3 separate regions of the Homo sapiens genome follow, and regions 1 and 3 are each linked to region 2. A link is an interaction called in ENCODE POLR2A ChIA-PET data of the cell type or tissue named here. Cell type or tissue: GM12878. All regions are shown on one strand. Links, peaks and the distances in the headings refer to the core of each region. The heading gives the core; the rest is flanking DNA.

Region 1 (5,916 bases), core at 295-5,294, 220 kb before region 2:
CCAAACAACTCTCAGAATGGGGCAATAAGCTCTACCCTCCGACTTCAGATGGTCGGGGCAGAAATAGGCCTGAGTAAGGAAAAGACAGGTTTTACCTGATAGAAGATACAGAGAGCCTCATGTTCTTCCTTTCTTCCCCCTACAACTCTCCTTACTTAGCCACAGACTGAGACAAAACCTAACAATGGGTGACAGCCCTTTGAAAACCTTACTGCATGGCCAGGCGCAGTGGCTCACTCCTCTAATCCCAGCACTTTGGGAGGCCGAGACGGGTGGATCATAAGGTCAGGAGATCGAGACCATCCTGGCTAACACGGTGAAACCCCATCTCTACTAAAAATACAAAAAAAAAAAAAAAAAAAATTAGCCGGGCATGGTGGTGGGCACCTGTAGTCCCAGCTATTCTGGAGGCTGAGATAGGAGAATGGTGTGCACCCAGGAGGCAGAGCTTGCAGTGAGCCAAGATCATGCCACTGCACTCCAGCCTGGGCGACAGAGCGAGACTCTGTCTCAAAAAAAAAAAAAAACAAACAAACAAACAAACAAAAAAAAACCTTACTCAGGCAAGTTTGATTTGAACATAGTCAAAGCTACACCATCCCCTGAAGTTCTAGATAAGGAGGTCCAGGGGGTCACTTTATTTTTGCCTTGTCTCTAGCTGCCTAGGAGAAGAGGAACCCCTGTGCAGATGTGAGAGCCTGAAAAACGCTTGGATTCACTTCAAACAGAAGGGCTGGGGTTTATGCTGAATGGGAGCATTCTCAATCTGCTTCATACTGACCTGTACCAGGTTTAATGGCAACTGGGTTGACGGTAGGGATTTCCAAATTCGGCACCAGTTCATATCCTTTTTCTTGCTGCTTTCCTTTCCCTTCATGATATCGGCTATATATACCACGACCAGCAGAATATCCCCCGAGGTAGGAACCCCTAGGCCCTGGGGCTCTGTTGCCAGCTGCACCTCGCCCTCGGCCTCTTATGCTGCCTGCTTGTAATAACAACACAAAAGATGATCAGCAACCAACAGTGACGGTGCTGGAGGCAGACCTCAGCCCTCGGTTCTCGGCATTTAACTGCCCCAGTCTTAATTGCAGGTGGCTACACCTTTGCTCTTTAATAGGCTGGTAAAGATGCTTCCAACATTCTATTTCAGCCTAGATTTGCATCCTAAGCATGTCTTCTTAGTACAAGAGGCAAACTTGCAGGGTGAGTTTCTAGGATTGTATCTGCAATTTCAGTAAAGAAAAACATTCATAGACTACCCACCACCCCCTCCCCCCCGCCAAAAAAAAAACTGTGGCCAGGTGTGGTGTCTTATGCCTGTAATCCCAGCACTTTGGGAGGCTGAGGCGAGAGGATGGCTTGAGCCCAGGGGTTCAAGACCAGCCTGGGGAGCATGGTGAGACCCTGTCTCAAAAAAAAAAAAAAAAAATATATATATATATATATATAAAATACATATATATATATATAAAATACATATATATATATAAAATACATATATATATATATAATACATATATATATACTATTAAATAATTTTTTTTAAAGTTAGCTTTGGAAGGGGATTTGCTGGTCCACCTTCCTCATTTCATGCTTGAGAAAACAGGCCAGGGGAGATTAAAGTGACTAACTAAAGTCACAGACCCAGTTAATCAGAGAACAGGACCCAGAACCTATGTATCTTATTTTCCAGGTTATGCTGGGTGTCATTATATCCTAATCAGTGATAACAAAAAACAAAATTAAAAATCACGGACTCCACCAACATCTTAAGATTTAATATCACAAGCAGGTTTTAACGTAAGCACCAAGAGAATGGTGGACTAGCCCCTAACCCGGTGGACCTCGGCAAGGAAGAATTCCAGCACTTGCATATTCCTGTGATTTTACCGCTCACCCCAGAACGATCTGTATTTCTATCAGTGCTGCATAAGTGACGGCCTTCGGTGCCAGGAAAGAATTAGACCCAGAATGCAAACCCAAAACGGGGGTGGGAGGGCCTTCAGCACCTACCAGCTCAGCAAATGCCAGCCACGGTATCCCTGGTGCCCCCTGCCTAGGAGGCAACGTTCTTGGGGGCCCCACCCAGGAGAAGAGCCCCCACTAACCTTTCACAAAGTAGTCCCTGTTGGGCCCAATGAGCGCGTTGTAGGGGTAGCCGTAGTAGGCCAGTGTGTAGGGGTCGCAGGAGTACACGTAGCTGGGCTGCTGCGCTGCCTCAGCCGCGCCGCCGCCCCTGGCTGCCTTCTGGTAGCGCGAGTACTGCTCCTTGTCCACGGGCTTGGCCAGCGTGACCTCCAGGCACGAGCCCTCCAGCTCAGTGCCGTTGAGGTTGTTCATGGCATGCACGGCATCCTCGCGGCTGGTGAAGTGCACGAAGGCGTAGTCGCGGATCTTCTTGACGCGCTCCACGCAGCCGGGGTTGAACTGGCCGAAGCTCTTCTTGATGGTGTCCTCGGTGGTCTCGATCATGAGGTTGCGCACGTAGAGGATCTTCACGGTCTCCATCACGTCCTCGTCCACGTCGATCTCAGGTTCGGCCCAGTCCACGGCGATCTGGTGGCCCCACAGCTGGATGCGGCCAGGCATGAGCTTGCGGCGAGCCATGGCAGCCGCGCGGTGGCTCTCGTACTCCACGAAGGCGAAGCCGCGGTTCTTCATCTTGTCGGCCGCGCTGGCGTAGACGATCACGTCCAGCACGCCCTCGGTGACCTTGGCAATCTCCTCCAGGATTTCCTCGCGCTTCTTCATCTTGGGGATCCCGCCGATGAAGAGGCGGCAGTTGTCCACGCTGCAGCACACGCCGAGCAGGCGGCCCGGGCGGATCTCGTAGTTGTTGAGCTCACGCACTGCGCGCTTGGCCTCGTGCTTGTGGCAGTACATGACGAAGGCGTAGCCGCGGTTCTTGCCGTCAAAGTCCATCATGAGGCGCAGCTCGTAGATGCGGCCCACGGCCTCGAACACGGGCACCAGCTCGTCCTCGTACACGTCGCGCGGGATCTTGCCCACGAAGACCTCGCAGCCACGCTGCGGGTGCGGGCCCTCCCAGCCGGGCGGTGGGCCGCCGTACTTGCGCTGCCCGTTCTCTTGCACCATGCTGTAGCCCGTGCGCTCCATCAGCGCCAGCAGTGCTGCCTCGTTGGGCGCGCCCGCCACGCCCTCGGGCACCTTGGCGGAGGACCCGGCGGCCGAGTCACTGCTCATGGCTGCGGTGGAATCCTCTGCGGTCATAATGTCAAAGGCATCCACAGCTGGCGGAAACCTGGGGAAGCAGAAAGAAGCGTGAGTGGGGAACCGCTGGATCTTGCCTCTTTTGGGTTGTGTTTCGCAGCCTTGCAAGTATGCATTAATAGGCCACGGGGAAGGGGAGGTGGTTTAAATGAGAAATAGGATGGAGGCGTTCTGGAAATGCAGCAGCCCTACATTTGTCTAAAATAGTCAAGTTGTCTTGCAGCAAAAACCAGAAGTGAGTTAGGAGAGAAAAAAAAAAATCAGAATGAGCAAGTACTTCCATTTCATCAGTACCCCGACAGCTTTGAAGTTTTGCGAAGCTGCTCTCATTTTTGGTAAAAACCTCACGTTCTTTTGCTTCATTCCTGCACCGTTAACTCCACCTGATTTCCTTGTTATATGGAATTTGACAAACTCCATGTATTTCTTTGGTGAACACAGCTTTCTTCTTTTCTTTTTTAAGGGAGTCTTTTTAATTGTAGGAATGGAAATACAGTGAAGATTTTAAATTATTAAAGAAAACTTTTAGGAGCTGTCATTGTATAGAGAGAGCTGTGTATTAAAGCTTTTTACAAGGAAGAAATGAAATGTGCACATTGCCACGGGCTTGGTCCAGGAACTGTAATAAGAGCTAATCTGATTTTGATGGTGGCATTCAGGTAAAATTCTTGGTGTGAAGCATTCAAAGATTTGGAATCAGTCCTTGAAGAGCTAGACTGACTTCAAGCTGGGGGACTGGGAAGCAGCATCTACCTGGTAAACCACACTATTGTTTTCAGAGAACTGTCACCTGCATTCTCTTAATTTTCTTAACCTCTGTATATGGTACATGGTATTATCCTCAGTCCCAATTTGGTCATGGGGAAATAGGCTTAGGTTGAGTAAACTGCCCCATTTCACACAGCAAGTGTCAGCTTGTAGGCAGACTTGATTCCAAGTTTTCTGGCTCCAGATTCCCTGTTTTTTCTTCCAAACCAATGCTGGGCAATCGAATTTTCTATGATGCTAGAAAAGCTGTCACTTGCCACATGTGGCTACTGAGCACTTGGAATGGGGCTAGTGTGACTGAGGAGCTGGATTTTAAATTTTAATTAAACAGCCACGTATCACAGTGCAGGTCTGAACTGTGCCGCCTTCACTTATATGGCCAAGGGCTCTGTGGAAGTGATTCTAAATTATGCAATAAGATTATTACGATGAGCTGCAGACTATACTTCTGTAATGAAAGGCTCCAATTCGCCTTTTAAAAAATGAAATCTATTTCATTTTTTGGACTATAAAAGTATTCAGTTAAATTTATAGAAAGTTAAGAAAAGTACATAAGAAATTATTCCTAATTTTCCTACCCAATGATAGCACAATGAAACTTTCTCATCTGTTTTCTAGATGTTTTCTTGAGGAGGTGGGAGGGGGAAGCCTGGCTTCCGCCTAATTTACATGGTGCTACTTTATGTTATAAGCATTCCTCTGTATTCTTAAAAATCTTTGTAAAAACATCATTTTTAATGGCCATATAAGGTTTCATCAATTAATTAGAACCCGGAGTATCATTCATTTTTTAAAATTTAGGACTAGGAGATGTATACAAGAATATTAAGGGAAATTTCAAGGATAATAAAAATGAATTTGATCATTGAAGGAAAAAATAAAACTATAATGAAACAAAATAAATCTGAGCTATTTATTTGCCAGATGGCCAAAATAGTCCTTTTGTGGTTAATTTGCTCTAATATCAAGCGGCAGTACAGTTTAGCAGGTAAGTATGTGGCTTCTGGAGCCAGACTGCATATGTTTGTTTGTGAATCTCAGCTCTAATACTTGCTAGTGTTAGCTGCTCCATGCCTCACCTCAGTTTCCCTACCTATAAAATCAGAATGATAATAATAGTATTAACCTCATTAAGTTTAGAGGAGTGAGTTAATACATACACAGCATTTTGAATGGTGCCTAGAATATTATAAATGCTCAAGAAATGTCAGTTATTAATTTCATCCAAACTTTTGAGTAAAATCTTAGACCAATTCTTTCAATTTTAGAGTAATTCTTAAGATAAACATCTTCAGTTCTTTAAAAATATCTGTTACACGTGGCTTCTATTCTTATTATTTTTTTCCTCTTCAAGTGCTTGGAAGCTGGTTTGACGTCTCCAGTTATCATGAAATTTTTTTGTAGTATACTTGGAAAATTAGTTTCTGTAGTTTCAAGTTGAAAAACATTTTTTTTTCTTTTTTTAAAAATAGAGATGGAGGGCCAGGCAGAGTGGCTTGTGCCTGTAATCCCAGCTCTTAGGGAGGCAGAGGTGGGAGGATTACTTGAGCCCAGGAGTTTGAAACCTGCCTGGGCAATATAGAAAGACCTCGTTCTCCACAAAAAAAGGAACCAAAAAAAAAAAGATCCCAATTAAAATAGAGATAGAGTCTCACTATGTTACCCCAGCTAGTCTCAAACTCCTGGGCTCAAGTAATCCTCCTGCCTCAGCCTCCCAAAGTGCTAGGATTACAGGCATGAGCCACCACACCCAACCAAGAAATTTCAACATTAAATCTGAACATGAAGACCTTTCCCTTCTTCCAAATGGAAGATAAGGATATATTTTTAAGAGGACTATTTGCATAAACACCCATGTAGTTACAATCTGTGACCTAGGCAGGAAATGCCAGGTACATATATAAATACATAGGA
Region 2 (5,916 bases), core at 512-5,511:
TCCTTTATCTCTTTTTGCATAAATGATGACATACTATCACACTTTTCTGCCCTTGCTTTTTTTTAGTTGCAATGTAATTCAAAAGTGTAACTGATTTCTGTATGTGCTTTTGAATCCACCTAATTCTTTTAAAAAGGCTGTTAATATTCCACTTGTGGATTTGCCAAAATTTATTTAAATTTAAAAAGCCAGGCACGGTGGCACGTGCCTGTAGTCCCAGCTACTCGGGAGGCTGAGGCAGGAGGATCACCTTGAGCCCAGGAGTTTGAGGCTGCAGTGAGCTATGACTGTGCCCCTGCACTCAAGCCTGGATGACAGAGTAAAACTCTGTCTCTTAAAAAAGAAAAAAAAAGAAGGTATGATGATATGTATAACTAGGCCGGGCTCGGTGGCTCACGCCTGTAATCCCAACACTTTGGGAGGCCGAGGCGGGCGGATCACGAGGTCAGGAGATCGAGACCATCCTGGCTAACACAGTGAAACCCTGTCTCTACTAAAAATACAAAAAATTAACTGGGCGTGGTGGTGGACGCCTGTAGTCCCAGTTACTCGGGAGGCTGAGGCAGGAGAATGGTGTGAACCCGGGAGGCAGAGCTCGCAGTGAGCAGAGATTGTGCCACTGCACTCCAGCCTGGGCAAAAGAGCGAGACTCCGTCTCAAAAAAAAAAAAAAAAGATATCTATAACTGTCCTATCTCTAACACACACAGCATGTTATTTCTATTTAAGAAAGGAAATGGAAGATGTGAGTTTTTGTCACAATCACTTTTTCTCAAATCTGGAGAGTTACCTGTTTTCAAAGGCACCTTAGGAAGCCTAGGAGAAGCCCATGATCATTCCTTTTTTTTTTTTTTTTGAGACAGAGTCTCTGTCACGCAGGCTGGAGTGTAGTGGCGCCATCTCAGCTCGCTGCAACCTCTGCCTTCTGCATTCAAGCGATTCTCCTGCCTTAGCCTCCAAGTAGCCAGGATTACAGATGCACTACCACACCCAGATAATTTTTTGCATTTTTAGTAGAGACAGGGTTTCGCCATGTTAGGCAGGCTGGTCTTGAACACCTGACTTCAGGTCATTCACTCCCCTCGGCCTCCCAAAGTGCTGGGATTACAGGCATGAGCTACCGCATCTGGCCTCTTTTTTTTTTTTTTTTTTAAGACAGGGTCTCACTCTGTGGCCCAGGCTGGAGTGCAGTGGTGTGATCATAGCTCACTGCTGGGACCACAGGTATGTACCGCTACATCTGGCTAATTCTTTTTTATTTTTTTGTAGAGACAATCTTTTTTATTTTTTTGTAGAGACAGTCTTTTTTATTTTTTTGTGCATTCATTCTTGATCACTCAACTCATTTAACCAAGTGGTTCAATTCTTCAGAACGTTCCTTTTTCCACAGATAAACTAGGAATAAAAACAATGAACCAACCACAGAAGTTCACCTTTTTCAATCTTGATGCCACCACAGGAACTGGAAGACCTATGTTTGACCACCACCCCCACTCCCCAACCCTTGACTCCTGCCAACCCCCGCCTCACTTACAAACTATATGATTATAGCAGCTGTGAGCAGGAGCAATTTGCCCAGACAGACGGAATTTCCATCTTGACTTAACTTCTTTCTAGAAGTGGAATCAGAAAATACTGTGTAGTCATCTGTGTCTCAGTTTCCTCATCTGCAACATGAGAATACAAATAATAGCACCTACCCATATGATTTTTATGAGGTTCAAATGAGATGTTACGTAAGGCATCTAGCACAGTAACTGGCGTATATAGTACAAGTTTAACCAGTGTCAACTATCATCATCATCATCATCACCACCACTATCATTATATGACTCTTCTGAGACTTACTTTCCTCCCTTGTAAAATCACAGGTAGCCTACAGTCTCCATAACCAGGAACGGGAGTGGTCTTCTCTCTGTTTTGCTAATGAGTAAAATGAGGCAAGGCATGCTAAAATGACAATTCTCACAGAATGAGAAAAGAGAACCCCTGAAGAGAATGGTGAGCTCCATTTTGAAGCAATGGGTCTGCTGTGTTCTTCCTGGCCCCAGACCACACAGGACTCCTGCCTCAGGGTTCACATCAGCAGGGCACCTTGAACCTGCTCTGACGGGCTCCGGAGAGCCAACTGTTAAATTTTCAGAAAGTCTGTAAGCCAGTTGTTAAACACAGCCATTACTAAAATTAAATTATATGAACTTACGATGAAATACATTACACTTACAATGGAGCAATACATACTCAAAACTTATCACTTCCTAATGATTTTATTACAGTTCACTGTGGTTTATGTTTTTAAGGTTATTTACATCAATTGTGTTTGTTTGTTTTTGAGACGGAGTCTCGCTCTGTTGCCCAGGCTGGAGTGCGGTGGCATGATCTCAGCTCACTACAACCTCCACCTCCCAGGTTCAAGCAATCCTCCTGCCTCAGTCCCCACTAGTAGCTGGGATTACAGGCATGTGCCACCATGCCCGGCTAATTTTTGTATTTTTAGTAGAGACGGGGTTTCGCCATGTTGGCCAGTCTGGTCTTGAGCTCCTGACCTCAGGTGATCCACCTGCCTCGGCCTCCCAAAGTGCTGGGATTACAGGTGTGAGCCATCACACCCAGCCTGTTTATTTATTTATTTATTTTGAGATGGAGTCTCGCTCTGTCTCCCAGGCTGGAGTGCAGTGGCATGATCTTGGCTCACTGCAACCTCTGCCTCCTGAGTTCCAGTGATTCTCCCACCTCAGCCTCCCGAGTAGCTGAGATTACAGGTGCCCGCCACGACGCCCAGCTAATTTTTGTATTTTTAGTAGAGATGGGGTTTCACTATGTTGGCCAGGCTGGTCTCTAACTCTTAGCATCAAATGATCCACCTGTCTCGGCCTCCCAAAGTGCTAGGATAACAGGCATGAGCCACTGCACCTGGCCATATTTGAACAGTGGAAATTGTATATAACAGTATGCTACTTCACATTTTCTTCCCAACTCTTCATTCAGTGATGTCAGATTAGTAGCTTGAAATCAGCCAGAGTGGGAATATTTACACTGCAGAAATCAGCAAACACTACAGACAAGCCCTTCTGCCTCCCCCAAGCTGGTGGTTAAACATCCACCAGCACACCACTGGCTCAAACCAGCACATGCAGCCAGGGTCTCTTGGAAGAAAACTCCTATTGCTCTCAGAGAGAAGAGTGTGTGGTTATTATCCCGTTGCGCCTAAATCAGGGGCCCATGAAGAAATAGGCTATTAGACATGGCCCTCTTATACTGTTTTCTTAACGAAAGTAAAATAAATAATTCTGAGCCCTTGGCCCACAGCCAAGGTCCTCTCGGGTTCAATTCTTCATCCTCTATTTGCAAGAGCTAATCATAGTGAAGGGTGCACGAAGCAACCGTTCTTTGTGTTCAGAGTGAAATAATGGCTTGTCATCCCTGAGAGTACGAAGGCTCTGTACTCCTCAGTGCAGTGAACACAAATCCCAGTCGCATGGCATCTGGCTTTTTCTTTTTCTAAGTGAATCAGAGTCTTTATGAGTAAACGTTTAGCTTTTTCCTCCACCCACTCTGGCCCAGCCATGACCAGGAGAGTGTTTTTTGTTTTTCTAGTTGAATTGACTCACCGATAGTTTTAGGAACCTGTTGGTTTGCATGTTTAGTTCTTTTTTTTTCCCCCATACCAGATTTGAAACCTAGCATGTTTAGTTTTGATCTATCAGAAGGAGCTGGAATCCTTGTTTGCAAACTCACTGATTATATAGCATATATTTGACTCTGTTTTTGTTTAGAGAAAAAGATACCCACTTCTAAAATAAAGAACTGAGGCCAGGCACGGTGGGTCACACCTGTAATCTCAGCACTTTGGGTGGATGAGGCAGATGGATCACCTGAAGTCAGGAGTTCCAGACCAGCCTGACCAACATAGTGAAATCCCATCTCTACTAAAAATACAAAATTAGCCAGGTATAATAGTGCATGCCTGTAATCCCAGCTACTTGGGAGGCTGAGGCAGGAGAATCACTTGAACCCAGGAGGTGGAGATTGCAGTGAGCTGAGATTGTGCCATTGCACTCCAGCCTTGGCAACTGAACAAGACTCCATCTCAGAAAAAACAAATAAATAAAATAAAATAAAAAACTCAGCCCTGGGCTTGCTTTGTTCTCACAGCCACATAACTTATCCACAAAATAATAATGAGAATCACCAAGGAATATAAAGACTTTTTGTAAATTAATAAAATGAAGTACGTAACTGGTATGCTGTTTCAAGAATAGCCCAAATATATATTTTATATATATAATTTTATTTTTAAAAATTATTATTATTATTATTTTTTGAGACTGAGTCTTGCTCTGTCTCCCAGGCTGGAGTGCAGTAATGCAATCTCAACTACTGCAACCTCTGCCTCCCAGGTTCAAGCAATTCTTGTGTCTCAGCCTCCCAAGTAGCTGGGATTACAGGCACCTGCCACCACAACTGGCTAATTTCTGTATTTTTAATAGAGACATAGTTTAGCCATGTTGGCCAGGCTGGTCTTGAACTCTTGGCCTCAAATGATCCACCCAACTTGGCCTCCCAAAGTGCTGAGATTACAGGTGTGAGCCACTGCATCTGGCCAGGAATAGACTATTTTTAAAATTTTATTTATTATTATTATTTTTTATATAAAGACAGGGTATCTCTATGTTGCTCAGGCTGGTCCCAAACTCCTGGCCTCAAGTGAGCCTCCTGCCTTGGCCTCCCAAAATGCTGAGATTACAGGTATGAGCATTAAATGCTCGGCCTAAAGAGTTATTTTTGGGCAGGTGTGGTGGCTCACGCCTGTAACCCAGCACTTTGGGAGGCCAAGGCGGGTGGGTCATGAGGTCAGGAGATCAAGACCATCCTGGCTAACAGGCAGAGCTTGCGGTGAGCCGAGATTGCGCCACTGCACTCCAGCCTGGGCAACAGAGCGAGACTCCGTCTCAAAAAAAAAAAAGTTATTTTTAATAAAGATATATAAAAAAATATTGCTTTAAAAGTTTCTTAGGCAAGGAATGTATAAAATTGAGTACGTCTCCAAATTCCTATTCTGATATAGCAACTGCTAACAATTACTGAGTTTCTATCATGAGCAGATATTGTGCTAAGTATTTTATGTGCATAATTTCATTTAATTTATTGAACAAATATTATTGAGCACTCATATATTGTTCCAGGCAATGTTCTAGACATGGGTGATACTAGCAGGGAATAAAACAGACAAAATCTATGATCTTATAAAAATGGATATATAATAGGTCAGACGGTAATAAGTGCTATAAAGAGAAATCAAACTTGGCTAAAGTGGGGTGAAAAGTACCTTTAGGTGAAAGGTGGCTGCTGTTAATTTATTATAGGGTGATCAAAGAAGATTTCTCTAATAGGTTAACAGTTTTCTGGGCAAAATTGTTTCTAGATAGAGGACACCGCAAAAAGTAAGAAAATGTTGAACATTTGACTTTCTAAGATAAAATAAGATAAAAATTACTATTTTATGGATGAGTAAACTAAGACTAAGGATTATTCTTTTTTTTTTTTTTTTTTTTTTTTTTGAGATAGAGTCTTGCTCTGTTGCCCAGGCTGGAGTGCAGTGGCGTGATCTCAGCTCACTGCAACCTCCGCCTCTAAGGTTCAAGCTGTTCTCCTGCCTCAGACTCCCAAGTAGCTGGGACTACAGCTGTGCGTCACCATGTCCAGCTAATTTTTGTATTTTTAGTAGAGACAGGGTTTCACTATGTTGGTCAGGCTGGTCTCAAACTCCTGACCTCGTGATCCACCCACCTCAGCCTCCCAAAGTGCTGGGATTACAGGCGTGAGCCACCGCTCCCAGCCTGACTAAGGATTATTCTTATATGTGCCCATGTCACCTACGTAATAAGAGGGAAAGTCAAAGCACAACCCTCAGACT
Region 3 (5,916 bases), core at 295-5,294, 390 kb before region 2:
ACTCATGATGTCCTTGTCATCCATTCCTCTTGGTTCTCTAGATCCTCTGTGTCATTTGAGGTCAGCTCTTCTGAAGTGAGGAACCCTGTCTCTGTGTTCCAATAGCATTCCATTTTCCCTATCAGGTACAACACCATGTGCTCCAACTCTCTACCTCCATCTCGCTCACTGGTCTGTGAGCTTTCTTAGAAGAGGGCCTGAGTCTTGTTCACTGGTGTCTGTCCAATGGTCCCAGTGGTCCCTGGAACATAGTCTGTACATGAGAAATGTTTGTTGAATAATTGAAGCCTTGTCTGACAATTGATTTTGGTCCTGTATTTCTCCAAATTTTTAATATATTTATTGTTTCTACCAATGACTGATGATCAGAATTACTGGGAGAGTTCTTATGAAATACAAATTTTCAGAGCTCTATTCCAGCTCTACCAAATTACAATGTAGAGGGGAGGAGCCTAGAATCTGTATTTCCACAAAGTTCTCCAGATGGTTCTGATAATCTAGTTTGCTTTATATTAGTGATACAGGAGTTAAGAAGAAATCAGGCAGATTGCAAGGGTATGGGATTCCGCAGTAAGGCTTTTCTTTTTAATGAAAAGCAGTCCCAAATCATTTTCTAACAAAGAGCAGCCTGCAAGCTGGGAGCTTACTGGGGTGACTGCCGGCAGGAACTAAGGACTAGACATTTTCAAGATGGCGGCTCCGTATTCCCTTCTCTGCCAGCCACGTGTGCTGCAAAGAGCCAACAAGATGGGCCGGGCACTGTGGCTCACGTCTGCAATCCTAGCACTTTGGGAGGCCGAGGCGGGTCGATTGCCTGAACTCAGGAGTTCGAGGCCAGCCTGGGCAACGGGGTGAAACCCCGTCTCCACTAAAATACAAAAAATTAGCCGGGCGTGGTGGCATGTGCCTATAGTGCCAGCTACTTGGGAAGCTGAGGCAGGAGAATTGCTTGAACCCGGGAGGCAGTGAGCCGAGAATTGCTTGAACCCGAGGTTGCAGTGAGCCGAGACAGTGCCACTGCATTCCAACCTGGGCGACAGAGCGAGATTTCATCTCAAAAAAGAAAAAAAGCAGACAAGATGGTGCAGATCAGCTGGAAAGCCTATTTGCATAAGAAGATGCAAATAGGTGGGGCAACCAGCCTTCCCCACCGGCTATGTCAATGTCATACCTGATCAAACCAATTTATGAGCCCTATGTAAATCAGACACCGCCTCCTCAAACCGGACTATAAAATTCTGCGCATTCACTGCCAGCCAGTCCTTTCTGCTTGGAAACCTCTTCCTCTATAGAGGAAGCTGTTTCTCTTTTTTTTTTTTTTTTTTTCTTTTTTGAGACGGAGTTTTGCTCTTGTCGTCCAGGCTGGAGTGCAATGGCGCAATCTGGGCTCACTGCAACCTCTGCCTCCCGGGTTCAAGCGATTCTCTTGCCTCAGCCTCCCGAGTAGCTGGGATTACTGGCCCCCCACCACCACGCCCTGCTAATTTTTTTGTAATTTTAGTAGAGATGGGGTTTCACCGTATTAGCCAGGCTGGTCTCAAACTCCTGACCTCAGGTGATCCACCCTCCTCGGCCTCCCAAAGTGCTGGGATTACAGGCGTGAACCACCACGCCCAACAGTTATAAAATATTTATATATTAATTCGAAGTAACAATAATAAACCCAGCAGATGTTAGCATAAATAATATATTCTTAAAATAAAAATAACTATATTTTACTTAAAAAATTTTGATGAGAAGATAGCCATTGTCTTATGTTTTTGCCAATTGTTTTAGTGTTTAACTTAGCAGATGACAGCTGGATCTCAGATCTGCTTCTGCATTCAATTTGGTGCACTTTGCAATTTGTTGTCTTGGATTCAATACATGAAGAAAATTCAGCTTCACACATGTAGTTAGAACAAAGAGAAGTATTTTAATAGCCTTTTCAGATCATTGTGGATATTTTTCTTTGATAGTATTCCAAAAATTAAGTTATAGTTTCTGAAAGGTTAGTTGCGATGCGGAATCTGAAACCATATCAATGAGCTTTTTGAACTTTGTATATTTGTAGAAAATGAGAGTGAAATAGACAAGTAAGGCTTTAGTATTGAGGACTAAACTCTGATTTTTTTTTTTATCTTGCCCAAATTCCTACCTAAGGGGTCTGGGGAGTCATGCCCTATGAATCATACATTCTTATCAGATGGGTTTTATTTAACCCTATACTATATATCGTGACTTACTTTCCAACCTGACTCTGGCGTAACATTACCAGACAAGAAATCAAAATATTTTTACCCCAAAACATGTTTCTTTGACATATTTGAAGTGGCCCTGCAAAGCTGTTCTTTGTGGGGAAAAATTTGTATATGTAAAGAATCTCTATTAACATAGTTAGATTTTTTTCTTCCAGACCCTCCCAGTGCTAAAGAGATTAATTAAGATCTGAACAGGAAACATTTGTCATCTATTGTCTCTAAGGGCAGCCACTATAAGACTTCCAAAGAACTTTGGTCTCCACAATCTCTATCTTAACCTGAACATTCCCTTTCTATCTATCCCAGGTCTTTAGACAAACTCAACCAATTGTCAACCAGAAAATGTTTAAATTCACCTATAGCCTGGAGGCCCTCCTGCTTTGAGTTGGCCCGCCTTTCTGGACCAAACCAATGTATTTCTTAAATGTATTTGATTGATGTCTCATGCCTCCCTAAAATGCATAAAACCAAGCCACGGCCCGACCACCTTAGGCAATGTTCTCAGGACCTCCTGAGGGCTGTGTCATGGGCCACGGTCACTCATATTTGGCTCAGAAAAAGTCTTTTCAAATATTTTACAGAGTTCGACTCTGTTTGTCAACAGTATCATTATGAAAATAGTTTTGACTTCATGGTTCTCTGAAGTCTTAGGGAACCCCAGGGGTTCCTGGACCACAATTTGAGAAGTGCAACTATATTCCTCAACACTCAGCACTTATATCTTGCTCTTGGCCTTTTTTTGGTTTTTTTTGATAAAGGGTCTCACTTTGTCGCCCAGGCTGGTGTGCAGTGGTGTGATCTCGGCTCACTGTAACCTCTGTGCCTCCCTTGTTCAAGGAATTCTTCCACCTCTGCTTCTCTAGTAGCTGGGACTACAGGCATGCGCCATCACGCCTGGCTAATTTTTGTATTTCTTGGTAGAGACAGGGTTTTGCCATGTTGGCCAGGCTGGTCTCGAACCCTTGACCCCAAGTGATCCGCCCACCTTGGCCTCCCAAAGTCCTGGGATTATAGGCGTGAGCCACCGGCCTCCGATTGTTTTATATTCATTTATCCAACAAATATTTGTTGAGTGCTGATGTGTGCCAGGCAGTGTTCTGGGCTTTGGGGTTCTAAATATAACTGATCCATAACCAAATTATATTGAGGATAAAAGCTCCAATTTCTGCCTCATGAGAACCCAGTTTCAGGGCTGCTGCTTGGTCATTTGGCATCTTTGTATAAATTGGAAAAAGTCAGGCTGGGCGCCGTGGCTCACGCCTATAATCCCAGCACTTTGGGAGGCTGAGGAGGGCGGATCACCTGAGTCCAGGAATTCAAGACCAGCCTGACCAACATGGGAAACCCCTTCTCTACTAAAAATATAAAATTAGCTGGGTGTGGTGGCGCATGCCTGTAATCTCAGCTACTCGGGAGGCTGAGGCAGGAGACTTGCTTGAACCCGGGAGGTGGAGGTTGCGGTGAGCTGAGATGCATACCATTGCACTCCAGCCTGGGCAACAAGAGTGAAACTCCATCTCAAAAAAATAAAATTAAATTAAATTTTAAAAAAGAAAAAAAAATGTCGTGTCCTCTGAACAGACGCACCTCTGTAAGCAAAGAACTTCTCCTGTGGATGGACATTACCTTGCACTGGATACATTGCAAGACTGGCTTGGTGAGAGGAGCGTGGGCAGAATTACAGCTGCCACTCACTCCTTGACTGGGTATCTTTATGCAGTGAACAATTTATGCAACTGCTCACGCCCTACATGTTGTATATCTTTCTTGTTCTCTTCATTGATAAGCCTCAGAGCCAGAATTCAAATCCAGGGAGTGAGGTTACAGAAAGCTCCAGAAAGTCTGTGACCTTTGCTACAGACTATGCAGTTTCTGATGCATAGTGAAGACTCACCGAGTGGCAAGGGTATGGGTAGTAGTTGATAATACTATATCTTCTTAGCTTAATCCACCTCTGAAGCAATTCTCTACACAAACGTGATAACTTGGCTCTTCCTAAAGACAAAAAGTATAGTTAAGAACTGAATCTAGGCCGGACATGGTGGTTCACACAGGTAATCCCAGCACATGAGGTCAAGGCGGTCAAATTTCTTGAGCTCAGGAGTTCAAGACCAGTCTGGGCAACATGGTGAAACCTGTCTCTACAAAATATACAAAAATTAGCCAGATGTGGTGACATGTGCCTGTAATCCCAGCTACTCAGGAAGCTGAAGTGAGAGAATCACTTGACCCTGGGAGGCGGAGGTTGCAGTGAGCTGAGATCACGCCACTGCACTCCAGCCCGGACGACAGAGTGAAACTCTGTCTCAAAAAAAAAAAAAAAAAAAAAAAAAAAGAAAAAAGAACTGAATCTATTTCACAGATGGACCTGTACTCCATTAACTTAAGCACAAATATATATTCAACAACTACAAAGAATACTGGTCCATTTTGGTGTTAATTACCAAACCTTTGTCACCAGAGCATGAATGAATCTTCACCAAGTAACATTATCTAGGAATTGGCCCTGTCTTTACCTGCGTCCAGTGCTACTGATGATTCAAGTAGAAGAGAACTGAGAATCATCCATTGCGTTTATCAATGTAGCAGTAACCTTACTGAGAGCAGTTTTAGCAGAAAGATGTTGGCAAAAGCTTGATTGGAGTGTGTCTCATAGAGAATTTTTAGTTTTGTCTAACTCAAAACTTAAAGAATGGAGCCTTCATTAGCTGTATTTCTATAGATCTCTGTATTTGATTTAGTTATTGTCTTAGTCCATTTTGTGTTGCCATAACAAAATATCACAGACCAGGTAAGTTATTAAGAATAGGGATTTATTTCTTACCTTCTGGAGGCTGAGAAGTCCAAGGTCAAGAGGCCCACATCTGGTGAGGGGTCTCTTACTGCATCTTGCCATGGCAGAAGGTGGAAGAGCAAGAGAAGACAAGTGCATGAGAGACAGATGGTGGGGAAGAGCTCTGGCTGATCATGTCATTTCATCAGGAACCCACTCCCGTGATAATTAACCCACTCTTCAAGAACAGCATTAATCCACTCATGAGGGCAGAGCCTCTTAACACTGTCCCACCTCTTAACACTGTTGCATTGGGGATTAAGTTTCCAACACATGAGCTTTGGGGGGAAACATTCAAACTATAGCAGTTATATATGATATCTCTACTACTGCATGAACGTGCAAAGAGTATAGAAGCAATTTTCAGCCAGTTCTGCTGACATCTCTGCTGCAGTTGCCTTCAAATGTGAGTACATGTGGTAGGACCCTCTTTGCTGCAGAATAATAAGACTTGCCTGTGGTTGGCTGAGGACAGCTTGAGTCTAAGGGGAGTCTCTCAGCTTAATCAAAGCTCATACCTGCAGACCTTCCTGCACTTGCATGTGGAGCTCTGTGAACACAGGCAGCCCAGCAGGCACAGAGCGCTTGATGATGACCAAGAACCCTAAGATGTGGTTGCTTGAGGGTGGGGGAGGGAGTGAGGGAGAAGAGGGGCAGGTAAAATTTTCAGTGTTTCTAAGAAGCATCTGGACAGGGATTAAAACTGCGGAAGGGGCCAGCAGAGAACTAAAGGAGGCCTGGTAAATTAGGCTTGGGCTGGAGCTCTGTGTGGCCTTACTGTGACCTGCTCTTCTGCCATTGTCTTCAATTACAAAAGGAGGCCACTGGCCTCTATAATCAGGA

What was found. ChIA-PET counts read pairs that join two places held together with the same protein. Peaks named below come from ENCODE experiments on the same cell type or tissue, not always from the same donor. Only the 100,000 strongest peaks of a DNase experiment are listed, where the experiment ranks them.
Region 1: POLR2A ChIA-PET joins it to region 2 with 5 read pairs; 2 of 35 experiments call an interaction of 5 or more read pairs at or near these places.
Region 3: POLR2A ChIA-PET joins it to region 2 with 5 read pairs; 2 of 35 experiments call an interaction of 5 or more read pairs at or near these places.

What each region holds. Positions count from the first base shown.
Region 1 is chr4:40,435,660-40,441,575 of GRCh38, forward strand. It overlaps RBM47 (RNA binding motif protein 47), which reads right to left. Exons shown (of 7, transcript NM_001098634.2): 4 at 2,112-3,265; 5 at 782-988. The coding sequence starts at 3,234. Among named protein-coding and RNA genes, the nearest start is that of RBM47-AS1, 12 kb to the left of the region's middle. In GM12878, for the core only: no CTCF peak of the experiment used is centred there; no DNase peak of the experiment used is centred there.
Region 2 is chr4:40,659,953-40,665,868 of GRCh38, forward strand. No RefSeq gene overlaps it. Among named protein-coding and RNA genes, the nearest start is that of RBM47, 33 kb to the left of the region's middle. RefSeq lists enhancers at 1,731-2,236, 3,709-3,848. In GM12878, for the core only: no CTCF peak of the experiment used is centred there; a DNase peak (open chromatin) is centred at 3,529; H3K4me3 peaks cover 1,069 bases; H3K27ac peaks cover 1,268 bases.
Region 3 is chr4:40,269,653-40,275,568 of GRCh38, forward strand. No RefSeq gene overlaps it. Among named protein-coding and RNA genes, the nearest start is that of LINC02265, 35 kb to the right of the region's middle. RefSeq lists enhancers at 1-532, 533-1,349. In GM12878, for the core only: no CTCF peak of the experiment used is centred there; no DNase peak of the experiment used is centred there.